Regions from separate parts of the Homo sapiens genome. Here region 1 is linked to region 2. Evidence: read pairs that join two places in POLR2A ChIA-PET (ENCODE). Cell type or tissue: MCF 10A. All regions are shown on one strand. Links, peaks and the distances in the headings refer to the core of each region. The heading gives the core; the rest is flanking DNA. Region 1 overlaps LOC101928933 (a long non-coding RNA gene). Region 2 overlaps CEP350 (centrosomal protein 350).

Region 1 (8,349 bases), core at 13-8,012, 100 kb before region 2:
GGCAATCACAGAATGCTCAAATATTTATTGAATAAAAAGAGCAAGCCATACCTAATTATAGCTAGGTAAGTTGCATCTTAGTGTTTTATTTGCTTTCCCCACCCCCATCCCCCATTACGCCTAAGCCCTATCTAAAAGTTGTATATAACTCATCTGGGTTTAGCAATGCTATGAATAAGGAAAAACAAAGAGGACCAATCTACGCCGTGGAAGGGAAATGCACTTCTCTGATAGAGACAGTGATCATTACAGGTCCTCAAGGGAAAGGTGGAATATCAAGGGAAAAGACTGGGAAGCTGTGAGGTCTTTCCACAGTGATATTTGGCATTTGCATTTTCTAAAAATAGCTAGCAAGTATTCTTCCATCTTTTTCTGTTGCCTAAGAGGGTATTATAATTCAGATAAAAGATGGCTATGGATGTACGAACAAGATGGATAAGAAAAATATTCGAGAATTAGAACTGACCAGATTTGATTGACTGTAGAAGTGCTGAAAATTTCTCTTTCTTCTGTTTAGCTCATATATCTTCTCCCCAGATACTAAGCATAAAGTGATAGACTAAATTCCTATCTCTGCATGTCAATATGTTGACTTTTAGTTTGAAGTAGAGCCACACATATTTGGTCAGAAATTGATTGTAGAGAATAAAAACCCTGTCCAACCAGGAAATGAGCAAAAGAGGGCTGGGGTGAAGATTGCAAGAATATACATCTCAGACTCCAGGAAAAGGAAAATACAGGAACTGTGAAGACTGTTTTCATTTGGAGACCAGCAGCCATTCCCTCTGTCTCTCTATTGCTGCTACCCAATTAGCAACTTCCCCTTTGTGACTTAAATGCCAAAAAGATGACATTAATGGCTCAATTCAGTGTATGAAGGATTCCTGAGAAGAATATATGATAAAGCATAGCTTCCTAGGTCACCCTTTTAACAGGGACCAGGAGTTTGGGTTGTGGTAGGGCTGTGTCCTGAGGTCAGGCCAAGAAGTGGGCTGATATGTTAAAGGACAACTGAATACTTCTTCAACTATATAAAGACCTTCTATATGTAATGCCATGCTATGTCATTAATGGCATTTCATTTTAGCTTTTTAAAAAACCCAACGAAGGGAAATTCAAGGTAATGGAAACATTTTAAGTTTTAAAATCTGAGTCCTGGTCATGGGTCTACTACAAATGTGATTTCTTCCCATTGCTTCTGTTTCTCTAGGCTAAACCAGGAAGATAGTTGTCAAAACTTCGGGTACTATTTTAACATACATCAGCACTTGTTAATTTGCTGTAATTCCCTCAATAGAACACCAAGCTTTAGTTTTCAGTATGTTTCTTGGGCAAGTGAGGTGGTAGGTGGCCATGTACTAGATCAAACTTGATTTTCTAGGGATTGTTTTCCCACTTTTAGAGAATACCATTCTTAGGCTAAACTCAATTACAGAATCTACTGCATGCTATACAGCCCTCTATAGAAATATTCACCCTGAGTAGTTAATTATGTTTCTTAATGGGTAAATGTTTTATCTAGTCCCTCTTTTTTTTTAATTTGATAAAATCCAGATCTCTCAGAGCTTAAATACACTTCCTCTTATTTTCCCTACAACAAATATGGAAAAGATCTATAATATATATTTGAATATGTATTAAGTTGTTCCTCACCCTTTTCTATTTTTTATTAGCTATTGAGTGTTTATTAATGCTTCAAACACTTCCAAGTGCTTTATGTATATTAACTGATTTAATTCTTAAGTTACTCTATGAGATGGTATTATTATCCCAACTTAATAGGAAACTGAAGCACAGTGAGCTAAAGTAACTCTCGAAGTGGTGGAGCAGAGAGATGAACCCAGGCAGTCTGACTTTAGAACATCTATGCTTACCACTATGATGTTCTCAAGGACCCCATTCTGAATATAGGAATAAACAAATTCAGTTTCTCCCACTTTAATCTCACAACACCCTTCTGACTCCAGATGTGTGTGGAGGGGGGTTCCCCACGCATTAAGCAAATAAGCAATTTTGCAGCAGACACCAGCTGGGTGTCCTCTAATTCAATTCACTTCTTACACTACCTGGAGATAGCATCAGATACCATAGGTTGAAGGCTCAGTGCCACAAGATGGCTCCCACTTCAGATGACAATCAGAAGCCCCAGATGGTGACCAAGGGTCCTAACCAACTAGCTATAAGTTAGGGTTCCCATAACCCCTTCTTGAGCTCCATTAGTTTGCTAGAGAGGCTCACAGAACTCGGAAACACTATACAGTCATGCTGTACATAATGACATTTCAATGTCAGCCTGCATAGACAATGGTGATCCCATAAGATTATAATACTGTATTTTTACTGTACCTTTTCTATGTTTAGGTATGTTTAGATAGACAAATAGTCAATCCTTGAACAACTTGGGTTTGAACTGTGTGGGTCCATTTATACATGGATTTTTTTTCAATAAATGTATTGGAAAATTTTTTGGAGATTTGCAACAATTTGAAAAACCAGATGAACCTCATAGACTAGAAATATCAAAAAAAATAAAGGTATGTGAAGAGTACATAAAATACATGTAGATACTAGTCTATCATTTACTACCATACATAAATCTATTTAAAAAAGTTAAAATTTATCAAAACCTATACACACAAACACACACCATACATTGTACCATTTGCAGTCTAGATAAATATTTAAAAATCTAAAAATGCACTGTTAAACCGTAACTGATGAAAAATTAGCTAGTGGGTACAATGTGTGCTCTTCAGGTGATGGCTATACTAAAAGTCCAGATTTCACCAGGATACAATTCTTCCATGTAACAAAAAACCACTTGTACCACTAAAGCTATGGAAAGAACAAAAATTGTCTAATTAACTAATTAAAACAAACAACTGCGTAAAATTAACTGTAGTACCTACTGTTCCACTGAAATAAGTTTGTAACCACCTCCTGTTGCTATTACAGCAGAACTCAAGGGTTGAGAGTATCCACATAAAACACCCTGTGAGCTAATCATCTCCACACAAGCAGTTCTTGGCTCTAGTAAATTGCGTATTGCAGTAAAAAGTGATCTCTCACACTTCTCGCGTTTTTCATCATGTTTAATGCAATACCCTAAACCTTGAATAACACCATGAGCCCCATACAAAGTGCCACCAGTGATGCTAGAAATGCTCCCAAGAAGCAGAGAAAAAAATGACACTACGAGAAAAAGTTGAATTGCTTGATAAGTACTTTGATTGAGGTCTGTAGCTGCAGTTGCCTGCCATTTCAGACAGCTGACTCATTTTGGAAATGGAGGGGCATTTAACTAACCCTAAATTTACAGTATTGATAATTACAGTACAGTACGGTAAATATGTTTTCCTTAGGATTTTCTTAATATTTTACTTTCTCTAGCTTTATTATAAGAAGACAGTATATAATAAATGTGTTAATCAACTGTTTATGTTACTGGTAAGTCTTCCAGTTAGCAGGAGGCTATTAGTAAAGTTTTGGGGAAGTCAAAAGTTATACATGGATTTTTGACTGTGTGGGTGTCAAACCCCTAATCCTCTAGTTGTTCCATTGTTAACTGCACTTGCCATTGTGTTACAATTCCCTACAGTATTCAGTACAGGAACATGCTGTACAGGCTTGCAGCCTAGACAACAGGATATACCATATAGCCTATGTGTGTAGTAGGCTATACCCTCTAGCTATGTGGAAGGACACTCTTAAGATGTTTGCACAATAACAAAATTGCCTAACAGTGCAATCGTCTTTTTTATTTTTATTTATTTATTATAGAGATGGAGTCTCACTATTTTGCCTAGGCTGGTCTCAAACTCCTGGGCTCAAGCAAGTCTCTCACCACAGCCTGCCAAAGTGTTGAGATTACAGGCAAGAGCCACCACGCCTGGTGACAACACAGTTCTCAAAATGTATCTCCTTCATTAAGTGACACATGACTGTACTCACATTTACTAGCTTATTATAAAGGATATTACAAAGGATACCGATGAACACCAGATGAAGAGATGCATAGGACAATGCATGTGGGAAGGAGTGTGAAGCCTCCATCTATTCCATTCCAATCTATTCAGGCTCTATAAAGTTTATATTCAACCTATATATTCTTATTTGTGGCTCTCCTTTAAACACTTTTCTTCCCTTGCTCAGCATTGTAGAATCCAATATTGCACAAACCGAGTCTAGAGAATTTTGAGTAGGATGAGTCATCACACAGTCCTACCTGTTGACACATATTTGCATACATAATCATGATTTTATAACTAAATTTACTGCAATGTTGACTCACAGTTAATCTTTTTCAAAATGCTTACATGTACCCCAGGGATTGGTTAACTGCCCCTGCTTACCACACAGCTTCTCTTTTTGGCCTCTTTCAGTCTTGATGCAAAACTCAGCAACTCTGAATTCCTAAGGAAAAATCCATTTGCATCCAGAGCACTGGCAATTTCCTACAGAGGAAAAATTGTTGATAGTACACAAAAAACACATCCCACAGAAAACAGAAGCATCCTTATCCTTACTGTAATGAGGGAGAGTATGATTAAGAGTACAGGCCCTACGGTCTGGAGTTTGACTGCCTAGGGCCAAATCCCAGCTCCATGCCTTTCTCACTGAATGACACTAGCAACTTATGCTCTTTATGCTTCAGTTTCCTTGTCTAAAAATGGGGAAAATAATGTAACTACTATCTTTTTTTTTTTTATTGAGACAGAGTCTTGCTCTGGCACCCAGGCTGGAGTGCAGCAGTGCGATCTCGGCTCACTGCAACCTCCGCCGCCCAGGTTCAAGCAAGTCTCCTGCCTGGGCCTCCCGAGTAGCTGGGATTAGAGGCCTGGGCCACCACACTGGCTGATTTTTGTATCTCTAGTAGAGACGGGGTTTCACCATGTTGGCCAGGCTGGTCTCGAACTCCTGACCTCAGGTGATCCACCCGCCTTGGCCTCCCAAAGTGCTGGGATTACAGGTGTGAGCCACCGCACCCGGCCTCATTTACCAAAATTCTTAACCACCAACAGTTCTCTCCCCTTTTCCTGTGTGGCATCAACTGTGATGGCTCCTACTTCCAGCCTCTTAGGTGACCCTTGTCATACGAATAACTTGGGCTTTCTTCCCATCTTATACCTCCATTACAAGCCCCAACCCATCACAAAGTTTATTAAACAAAAGGCCTTACAGTTATCAGAATCCACCCTTGCCCCAAATCAGGGGTACTATAAAGAATAAGAAAGCTTTCCTGGCTGGGTACAGTGGCTCATGCCTATAATCCCAGCACGTTGGTAGGATGAGGTGGGAGGATCACTTAAGCCCAGGAGTTTAAGACCAGCCTGGGCAACATAGTGGGACCCCATCTCTAGTTATAAAATTTAAAAGGTTTTTTTTTTATTTTTTAATTAATTTTTTTTCAAGAAAGCTTTTTGATCACATGCAAATAGCTCTTTCTCTCCATGGTTTATTCTTCCCATTCATCTTCACCATCCTACTCCCATACTTAATCAACCTCACTTTCTTTTCTTGAAGTAACTATAATTTGTTGATATTTTCCAAGTGCTGCACAGACTATCCCGTGTTGAACACGGAGATGTGCAACCTGGATCTCCTTTCAAGGAGTAATTTGTTTTGCCATCTGCTGGGAGTGTGTTCAGTGGACAGCCTTCACTCTCAACCACTTCACAGCTTGCCTCAGCTGCAGAAAACCACCTTGCTGAAGACTACGTTGGGGAGGGGGAGAGTGGTGCACTCTAATGACACGGGATACAAAGGCTTGGCCTTCTCAGCCCCACACAGTGCAACTATGGTGGGCCATTTGCACTCCAGAGCTTCCCTATGGGGTTGGCTGAAGCTATGGGGCCTGTATTATAGCATGACTTTTTCCTCTCCCCTCTCCTTCCTTTTCCTCCTTTCCATGGGTGTTGATACCAAGGCACTCCCTACTAAATACCTTGTACTCTGAGTCTGCTTCTCAGAAAACCCAACCTATGTCACACTGTAAGCTTAGTGTAGTCTGTAAATAATTAAGTCAGTAACGTTTATTGACCATTTAATATGTGCCAGGCACCATGCTAGGCACCATACATATACTATATCATTTAATTTTCATAATATTTGAAGTAGGTGCTATTACTATCTTTCTGTTACCAATGAGGAAACACAGACCCAGAACTACTGTTAGTAACTGATGGAGCTAGGATTTGAACTCAGTCTGACTCCAGAATCTGCATTCTTAACCATCATTCTACAATTCTACATTGTATTCCATCATAATGTCCACTTTTTTTTTTTTTTTTGAGATGGGGTCTTTCTCTGTTACTGAGGCTGGAGTGCAGTGGCATGATCTTGGCTCACTGCAACCTCCGCCTCCCGGGCTCAGGCAATCCTCCCACCTCAACCTTCTGAGTAGCTGGGACTACAGGCACACACCACCACACCCAGCTAATTTTTGTAGAGATGGATTCGCTGTGTCACCCAGGCTGGTCTAGAACTCCTGGACTCAAGTGATCCACCCGCCTCGGCCTCCCAAAGTGCTGGAATTACAGGCGTGAGCCACCATACTCAGGCAGTATCCACTTCTTAAGGAGCAAAAATGGCATTAAATAATATAAGCATACGATGCTTGGGGAGGTGGTGGTGGAATGTAGCCATATTTTTTATGGAAAGACTGTGTTAAAAGTGAACATTTTGAAGGTTTTTAACTGGTGAAAGAAACTAGCCTGGAATAATGCCACCAGAGACTGAGTGGAAGTCATCCCTTTTGAAGGTGCCATTCTTATGAGCCAAAAGTTTGTCGTTTAAAAGTTCATTTTGAGGGAATAACGTAACATAATTTTAAATAAAGGTATAGTAACCTTTAAAAGAACATTATAGCTGAATATTGTGAATGGGGTGAATTTGTTAAATGAATAACTTTGATAAAGTTTTCATGCACAGGCAAAATGTATTCACTAGATTTCTATGTAGTGATCTGCTTTTACTTTGTAATTTGTAGTCCTCAAAAGACTTTAAAAAAAATAAAGTCCATACTTACACTAACAAAAAAAACACATAATGCATGTATGTTGAGGAAACATACTGCCTGGCCCATAGAATCACCGGATTATCTAGTGAAATTTACACCTCTTTATAGAGATAAAAACCTGACAATAATGTTTGGAACTCTGTTAGGTAGAATGCTCTCTAATAACAAAGGCCTATTATGGTTCTGATGTCCTAATTTGAAAGTAAGTTGGGCAGGGCGTGGTGGCTCACGCCTGTAATCCCAGCACTTTGGTAGGCTGAGGCGGGCGGATCACGAGGTCAGGAGTTCGAGACCAGCCTGGCCAACATGGTGAAACCCCATATCTACTAAAGTTAAAAAAAATTAGCCAGGCGTGGTGGCACGCACCTGCAGTCCCAGCTACTCAGGAGGCTGAGGCAGGAGAATCACTTGAACCCAGGAGGCAGAGGTTGCAGTGAGCCAAGATCACGCCACTGCACTCCAGCCTGGCGACAGAGTGAGACTCCGTCTCAAAAAAAAAAAAAAAAAAAAAAGGAAATTGAACTAGATGATATTTAAAGTCTCTGTCAATGCTGATTCTATAAAATTGGCAAAGTTTGTAATAGCTTAATATAATGTAAAGCCCAGAATATTTTGCTTGATATAGCCTCTGAAAGAGAATCACTTATAGTCCATGATCTGTCCAACATTCAACAGGCATCTCAAACTGTGTTGGAGTAGTGTAATACTTGCTGCTTGAAATATAAGATCTGAGTGAGCAAATTCCAATGAAATCTTTTCCTTTGGAAATAGTTCCAAAGAATTAAGCTTTCTATTGTTAACAGGCAAGTTCCAAAGACCAAAGGTTTGCTCCTCTGAAATATTTTCATTAGCCTTGAATAAGCAAGTTGGCAGAGAGAGGGAACGAAGTACTTTTGTGTTCAGAAAATGCAGCCAACTTCCTATCTCTGGCTTTACCTCTAAGTTTTGTTATTGAATCAGCAGTTCTGTTTTTTTAAGTCATCTGGTTATTCCCAAGGTGGCCCTTTGACCTTTGCAGTTTGCCCAAAGGAGATCTACATGTATTAGCTGGTTGGACTATAGGTTAAGCTTAGATTTAGCTCTAAGCAATGAACCCTTTGCCCTTATATCACCTGTTATCTCGTTCCTGCAGAAAAGGAACACAAACATCCAAATTTATAGCAGTCTCAACATCTGCCTTAAAGCTTTTGTAAAGTATACAGGGAGTAATGTAAATATGTGCATGCTAACATTAATGTGAAATAAACTCTAAGTAAACAAGAGGAATGAATGGATAAGGCTAATATAACTCTCATAGCTACAGCCATCTCCCATAATTGGAAAGTTAAGTG
Region 2 (8,349 bases), core at 101-8,100:
TAATTTTCTTTATAATCAAGAAAACATTGAAAAATTTGCAAAGCTTTGAAAAACAATAATTATAATGATTATAACATCTGATAATTATTGGGCACTTAGTGTGCAAGACACTGAAAGGACTGAGGGACTTTACCTGTATTAACTCATTTTTATGATAGCCTGATGTGGAAAGTATTACTGTTATCATTTCTGTTTTAGACAGCAAACTGAAGCAGAGGTTAAATTACTTGTACATAGTCACATAGTAAGTGAATCAGACTTCGTTGGAGAGAATTTTCTCCCTATATTTAGCTGCCATAAAAATTTATCTGTAATTATTCATATTTAATATCATCTTTTTCAAATATTACAAATTGTAATCCATGTAAAATTATTAGGTAATCTTATACAAATTAGTTAAATCTAAATAGATTAATAGGAATAAGTATAAAAATTATATGAGAAAAAGCATAGTTTTAAGTTTTGAGCTCTAAGGAAAATATGAAATTTTTAAATAAAAACCTTCAAAGATTTATGGTGACATTTAATATCACCAATCAATATGATTTGATGCATTTTATTTCCAGGTAGAGGTAGAACATATTAAGTTATTGTTCTCCATAAGAATATAAGAGGAGAAATAGTTATAATATATAAATTATAAATTTGAATAGAAATTGAGGCCATATTTTCCAGTATTCAACATTATACATTTTTCTCTAAATATTAGTTTTTATTGGTTTCACTTACCTTTGATTTTTCTTAGTAATAAATTGAACCATAGGGAACAATCCAGGCTTATGGTGGTTAAAAAAAAATAATAAAGTGTTAAGCCATCTTTGATTGTAGTTATAGTCTCCTAGTGATTACATAGATTTTTAAATATCTTTAATTTAGCTGTGTTGTAAGACTTTTCTTTCTGGAACTACTATTATTTATTCTTTGACAGTAGCACTTTAAGCCCTCAGGAGGACCATTCTAACAGAAAGTCTGCCTATGATCCTTCCTCTGTGGATGTTACCTCCCAGCATTCATCAGGAGCCCAGTCTGCTGCATCGTCTCGTTCATCTACTTCTTCTAAAGGAAAGAAAGGAAAAAAGGAAAAGACAGAATGTAAGTGGAATTCCACATGGTAACTTTTTCTCTTACCAATGATTTTGTTGTAGTAATCTAAAGTTATGATTTGATTGCATAAGAAGTTAGAAGAATTTCTTATGGTAATGTAATTAGCTTTCATATTTATTTATCATTATAATAATACCTTTTGATATATAACATCATGAATCTTTTCCTTAATACAAAAGGAATACATTTGCAATGATAAAAAATTAAAAATTAGAGATAAACACTCTTCAAAGAAAGACAAATTTCCTTTGAGACTTCTGTTCAGAGATTAACTACTATTAACATTTTTGATGTATACGTAAAATTATACACACACATGACTTTATTTATTTACTTTTTTTTTTTTTTGAGACGGAGTCTCACTCTGTCGCCCAGGCTGGAGTGCAGTGGCGTGATCTTGGCTCACTGCAAGCTCCGCCTCCCAGGTTCATGCCATTCTCCTGCCTCAGCCTCCCGAGTAGCTGGGACTACAGGCGCCCGCCACCGCACCCAGCTAATTTTTTGTATTTTTAGTAGAGACGGGGTTTCACCATGTTAGCCAGGATGGTCTCGATCTCCTGACCTCGTGATCCACCCGCCTTGGCCTCCCAAAGTGCTGGGACACATGACTTTATTTTAAAAACAAATGTAAATAATTGCTTTGCAGTTGGTTTTTTAAAAAAACTTTATAGTATATACATCTCTGAGTATCATTAAATATAATACCCAAATGTCCTTATCTATAAAATAGAGATAATAATAGATATGGTAATTTTTAAGCTTATATGAAATTAAGGGAGATAATGTATACATTCCGGTACCTAGCACTGTAGCTGACTCATTGGCATTCAGTAAATATTTTTGAGTGATTGAGATGCCCTTCAATGTCCTCATTTCTACTCTTGGCTTAAATTTGCTCTATAGGCCTACGGAGATGGATAATCACTGTACAAAGTGATTAGGCAAAGGCTTTGTAAACTCACAGGATGGTGTCTAGCTAGGGGAATGATTTTGCTTCCAAAAATGTTTTTTCTGGAAGCTGGAAGCTGTCATTCTCAGCAGACTAACACAGGAACAGAAAACCAAACACCGCGTGTTCTCACTCATAAGTGGGAGTTGAACAATGCGAACACATGGACACGGGGAGGGGATCATCACACACTGGGACCTGTCGGGGGGTTAGGGGTAAGGGAAGGGAGAGCATCAGGACAAATACCTAATGCATGCGGGGCTTAAAACCTAGATGATGGGTTGATAGGTGTAGCAAACCACCATGGCGCATATATACCTCTGTAACAAACCTGCATGTTCTGCACATGTATCCCAGAACTTAAAGTAAAATAAAAAATACATAAAATAAATCCTACTCATTGAGCTAAAAGTCTTCAGGGGGTGGAAGGAACAGGAATAGGAGGAAGACATCAATGAATATAGAAACCTATATTTAAAAGTAAATCTCCTCTAGTTCTTTCTCTTAGAGATAACGGATGTTAACATTTAAACCAGCCTGGCCAATATGGTGAAACACCGTCTCTAAAAATACAAAAATTAGCCAGGCATGTTGGTGGGTGCCTATAATCCCAGCTACTCGGGAGGCTGAGGCAGGAGAATCGCTTGAACCCAGGAGGCAGAGGTTGCAGTGAGCCGAGACTGCGCCATTGCACTCCAGCCTGGGCGACAGAGTGAGACTCTGTGTCAAAAAAAAAAAAAAAGTATTTATTTTATTTATTTCACTTTATCTTATTTATTTTGCAGAGACGAGGGCCTCACTTTGTTGCCCAGGCTGGTCTCGAACTCCTGGGCTCAAGCAATCCTTTTGCCTCCGCCTCCCAAAATGTTGGGATTGTAGGCATAAGCCATTGCCCTCTGCCTATTTTAATTGTGGTAAAATATACATGACATAGAATTTATCATTTTAACCATTTTCAAATATACAGTTCAGTGACATTAAGTACATTCACATTATTGTTGCAAGCATCACCACTGTCCTTCTCCAGAAATTTTTCATATTCCCCTACTGAACTCTGTATCCATTAAATAATAACTCCATTCTTCTGTCCATCAGCCGCTGGTAACCACTGTTCTGTTTTCTGTCCCTATCAATTTGACTACTCTGCGTACTTCATATAAGTGGAATAATAGAGTATTTGTCCTTTTTATCTTGCTTATTTCACTTAGCATAATATCTGACTCACCGTTCATCTATGTTGCAGCATGTATCAGAATTTCCTTTCTTTCTATTGCTGAATAATACTCCATGCTGTGTGTATGCCATATTTTGTTTATCCATTCATCTGTTGATGGACATTTTGGTATTTTCCACCTTTTAGCTATTGTGAATGATGTTGCTATGAACATTGGTGTACAAATACCCTATTTGAATCCCTGCTTTACCCAGATACAGAATTGCTAGATCAAATGGTAATGCCATGTTTAATTTTTTGAGGAACTGCCATAATGTTTTCTATAGCAGCTGTACCATTTTACTTTCCCACCAGCAATGCACAGGGTTCTATTTTGTCTACATTTATGCCAGCACTTTATATTTTCTGCTTTTTTGATAATAGGACATCCTAATGGGCGTGAAATGTTAACATTTTTAGCAAGAGTCCTTCCAGACAATTTGTAGGCACACACAAATAGGCAATTTTATGTGTATGGGATCACATTTTACATGCAATTTTATTCTGTCTGTAGGGTATGGGTATCTTTTTCTGTCAGTAAATATGGATTACCATTTGTAAGGATTACCCACTAAATAAACTCTAGACCCATTAAGTAACAGAATACTATTCTGTTTTGGCTTTTTTTGTTTTGTTTTTTGAGATAGGGTCTCACTCTATCACCCAGGCTGGAGTACAGTGGTGTGATCACGGCTTATGGCTCACCGTAGCCTCAACATCCTGGGCTCCATCAGTCCTTCCACTCAGCCTCCCAAGTAGCTGGGACTACAGGCACACAACACCCCACCTGGCTAATTTTTCTATTTTTTTGTAGGGATGGCTTCTGCCATATTATCTAGGCTGGTCTCAAACTCCTGGGCTCAAGCAATCCACCTGTTTTAGCTTCCCAGAGTGCTGGGATTATAGGCGTGAGCCACTGCACCTGGCTTGTTATTTGAATATATTATAATTTATTTAACTCTTTCCCCATTGCTGGATATTTAGGTTATTTTCTTTTTTCTTTATTCCATTATAAATACTACTGCATTGAATATCCTTGTAAATACACCTTTATGCATTAGTCTGTTTTTTTCCTATAGGGGAAAATCCTAGAGATAAGATAATGGGGCAAATAATATGCCATGTTTAAAATGTGGTACATTTTGTCAAATAGCCTTTCAGAAAGTTAGTGCCAGTTTATACGTCCAATGAGAATGCTAGGAGAAATTATTTTTAAATCATTAACCTAATATAAACAGTTTAGAAGTGTTCTGAAAGTCTTTGTAGGACATTTAGACATCATTTTACCAGCACTTCCGAAACTGTATTTTCTTGTGAAATACAAGTTTAGTGGTATAGACTGTTTCATAAGTGTTCTGAGAATAAAAGAGCTCCATGGTTCCAGAAATTTGGGAAATTCTTTTAGAGTGAAACAAGATTCTTTCCTGTAAGACTCATCAACACTGTAATATGCTAGTGCATTACTTATTTTAGGATAAGGATGAGGCTGTAGTATGAAGCATTTTCCAAGTGTATTTTGACTACTGAATCATCAATCATCATTTTATGGCATTAGAATTCAGCTGAACACAGTTTGGGAAATGCTGATCTTGCTCAATTCTTATTTTGCAATTGTTAGCGTTTGCTAAGTTAGTGTCTCACCTAAGGTCACTAACTTGTTATTGGCAAAGCCCAGATTCTGACTTCTGACTCCCAAATCCAGTCTATCTTCTGGTATGATATACTGCACAATTTTGAAATATCATGATATAGGTTGGGCATGGTAGCTCACTCCTATAATCTCAGCATTTTGTGAGGCTGAGGTGGGTGGATCGTTTGATGCAGGAGTTCAAACTCCTGGAGTTCGAGACCAGCCTGGGCAACATGGTGAAGCCCTGTCTTTAGAAAAAATAGAAAAATTATCCAGGCGTGGTGGCGCACACCTGTAGCTCCAGCTACTGGAGAGGCTCAGGTGGGAGGATCAGTTGAGTCCCCAAAGTTGAGGCTGCAGTGAGCCATGATCATGCTACTGCACTCCAGCCTGGGCAACAGAGCTAGACCTGTCTCAAAAAAAAAGAAAAAATCATGATTTATTGAGTATATGTGTATTAATAATATGATTTAATGTAGGTTTAAAACATTATCATCTAAAACAGATAAGATGAAGTATAGGTAGCATTTTGTGGCTTTCAGTTTCCCTAATCCTCACCGGCAATACCAGAAAAACCCTGATATATTTCACTTTCCACAGCATCTTCTTAAACTTAGTTTCTCCTTCATCCCCAAGTTCTAAAATCAGTGTGATTTTAATTGTATATGTTCCATCTGGTGGTGAAAAGGAGTGTCTGCCTGCTCTGTACAAAAATTTACCCAGTGTAGTTGAAAGTAGTTGGTAGATTAAAGTGGTAATCCTAGGGGAAAAAAATTTGCTTTAAGATATGGAATATGGCTTTACTTGGCAATCTTTTAATGTCAGGACATTTTCTTTTCATATGGGTCCCTGGACTGGAGTGTAGGCCTTTCTTGCACAGAATGTTATCTTGTCTATAATTTCTAGTTGTTTAAAGTCAAGAAAAAATTTTAAGTTGTGTATTTATTGTCAACAAACAATATTAAGTGAATAAAGCGTTCTTACTATGAAAGCAGTACAGCTTTATTGTAGAAAAATTAGCAATAATCAGTATTAACAGCTTGCTTCTAGCCTCGGGATCCTAAATAGACTTTATAGAGTCCTTTCTAATTGATTAATAATATTCTGTTTTAAGTGTACAGTTGAGTGGCATTAAGCACGTTTATACTGTTGTACAATCATCCCCACCACTCAACTTCAGAACTTTCTCAGTTTCCCGTACTGAAGCTCTGTATTCATTCAGCAATAACTCTCCATTCCTCCGTCCCTTCAGTTCTGGCAACCACCATTCTAACTTTCTGTCTCTATGAATTTCACTAGGGAATTTAACCGTTTTCAACTGTACAGTTCATTAGCATTAAGTACATTCACATTGTTTTGCCATCATGATCACTATCTATCTCCAGAACATTTTCATCATCCCAAACTAAAATCTATACCCATTCAATAATAACTCTCATTCTCCTCTTCTCCCAGCACCTAGTGACAACTGTTTTACTTTCTCTCTATGAATTTGCCTATTCTAGCTGTGTCATGTAAGTGGAATCATATTTGTCCTTTTGTGACTGGCTTATTTCACTTAGCATAATGTCTTCAAGGTTCATCTGTATTGTAGCATGTGTCAGAATGTTCTTCCTTTTAAGGCTGAATAATATTCCCGTGTATGTATAAACCACATTTTGTTTATCCATTCATCAGTTCACGGACATTTGGGTTGCTTTCATCTTCTGACTATTTTGAGTAATACTGCTATGAATACGAGTATAAAGGGTATTTTTTATTTCACTTTTGTATTTTCTTTTGCTCTTTAACCATATATATCTTTAAAGTTTAACTTTAAATTTTTTGTATATATATATATATATTTTAAAGTATATATAGTAATTTTACAATAAATTTTTACAAAAATTTTAACGTATATATACACATAAGTATATATGTGTATATATGTATATATATACATATGTGTGTATATATAAACATAATATATATATAATATGTGAAATATATATTTTATATTTAAAATTTGGGCCACTATTAAAATTTATATGCAGTTTTGTAATCTGCTTTTTTTAAAAGGTAATAATAAATATTTTCCCATGCTGCTGTTTAAACATACAATCAAGATGAATAGTGTACTAGACTAGAGTCAGGAGGCCTGGGTGTATGTCATTTCTGCTGTTGATCAGAGCAGAATACCTTGTGAAGCAAGTTATTAAGCCCCATAGATCTCTAGTTACCTCATCAGTAAATTTGGGATATAGTACTTATTTCATAACATGTTTAAGAGCAATAAGGTACTATATATGAAGTGCATTTGAATTACAATGTCCTATATAAATGTTCAGGTTACTATTATCTATGTGATTTAGACAGGTATTCTCTTGTTAGAAATGTAGATTAAATTTCTTTGAGTTACAGAGTTACCCATTGAATAACATGCATAATTTTTGTTTCAGTCATCTTCTTAAGATATATTCCTATGAGTAAAATTATTGAGAGTCAGAGAATGTGAATATTTTTATAAATCAGGCTACATAGTTCTTACCATAGACTTTTTCAAAAGAATTATGTAGTTCAATTAGCAGTTGGTACGATTTTTCTCCCAGCTCTGGATTTTATCCTTTAAAAAATTCTTTTTGGTTACTTTTTCATAGGGATAGATTAGTATTTTATTGTTATTTAATATATTTATCTTTTATTACTATTGCACTAAGAATGATTTATTAATAGCAAGTGGAATTAATGGAAGAAACTTCACTTTCCTTAAATAGAGACAGAAGGATGAACTGCTTTATTTTAGATATGGAAAACAGATTTTGAATATAGTATAAGTCAAATTTTAAATATTCTGATTTATACTTTTTGTTATTTTATTGAAATCTATATATCAATTATCTCTCTCAATAACTTCTAATATTGGGAATCAGCTTTATAAGAAATTTACTTTACAGGGTTGGATTCATTCACTGGAAATGTTCAGAACTCACTTCTTGATGAGGAAAAAGCAGAACGTGGCTCCCATCAAGGAAAGAAATCTGGGACCAGCAGCAAACTTTCTGTTAAAGATTTTGAGCAGACTCTTGATACAGATAGCACTTTGGAGGATCTTTCTGGACATTCTGTGAGGTAATGTATATTTTATACTGTAATTTATATATAATTAAAGATATATAATTGATATTCAAAAAATCCATATAATGAATTTTAACTCAGCAGTCCCCTTAACTGTGCATGTCTGAGCTACTACAAAATTCTGTATTTTACAAATAGACTTCATAGCTTTGTTCACAGCTCTAATCTTTATCTGTATATTAGAATATGGTTATGTATCATCTAAACTGTTACAACCTCTTTCTCAGGAATTCTCTCCCTCTAGCACAGCCCAGTTTTCTATGCTGAATGCCGTTGTTACAATTGTTTTCTTGGCTCAATCTTTTGACTAAGCAGCTACCCTGCTTAGGGTGCTTTGTG

Evidence for each region. Peaks named below come from ENCODE experiments on the same cell type or tissue, not always from the same donor. Only the 100,000 strongest peaks of a DNase experiment are listed, where the experiment ranks them.
Region 1: POLR2A ChIA-PET joins it to region 2 with 12 read pairs; 2 of 35 experiments call an interaction of 5 or more read pairs at or near these places.

What each region holds. Positions count from the first base shown.
Region 1 is chr1:179,922,443-179,930,791 of GRCh38, forward strand. It overlaps LOC101928933 (a long non-coding RNA gene), which reads right to left. Exons shown (of 4, transcript XR_241158.4): 3 at 4,353-4,454; 4 at 3,729-4,225. Among named protein-coding and RNA genes, the nearest start is that of CEP350, 28 kb to the right of the region's middle. In MCF 10A, for the core only: no CTCF peak of the experiment used is centred there; a DNase peak (open chromatin) is centred at 4,309.
Region 2 is chr1:180,023,491-180,031,839 of GRCh38, forward strand. CEP350 (centrosomal protein 350) reads left to right here. Exons shown (of 38, transcript NM_014810.5): 14 at 929-1,092; 15 at 7,830-8,004. Among named protein-coding and RNA genes, the nearest start is that of CEP350, 73 kb to the left of the region's middle. In MCF 10A, for the core only: no CTCF peak of the experiment used is centred there; a DNase peak (open chromatin) is centred at 4,801.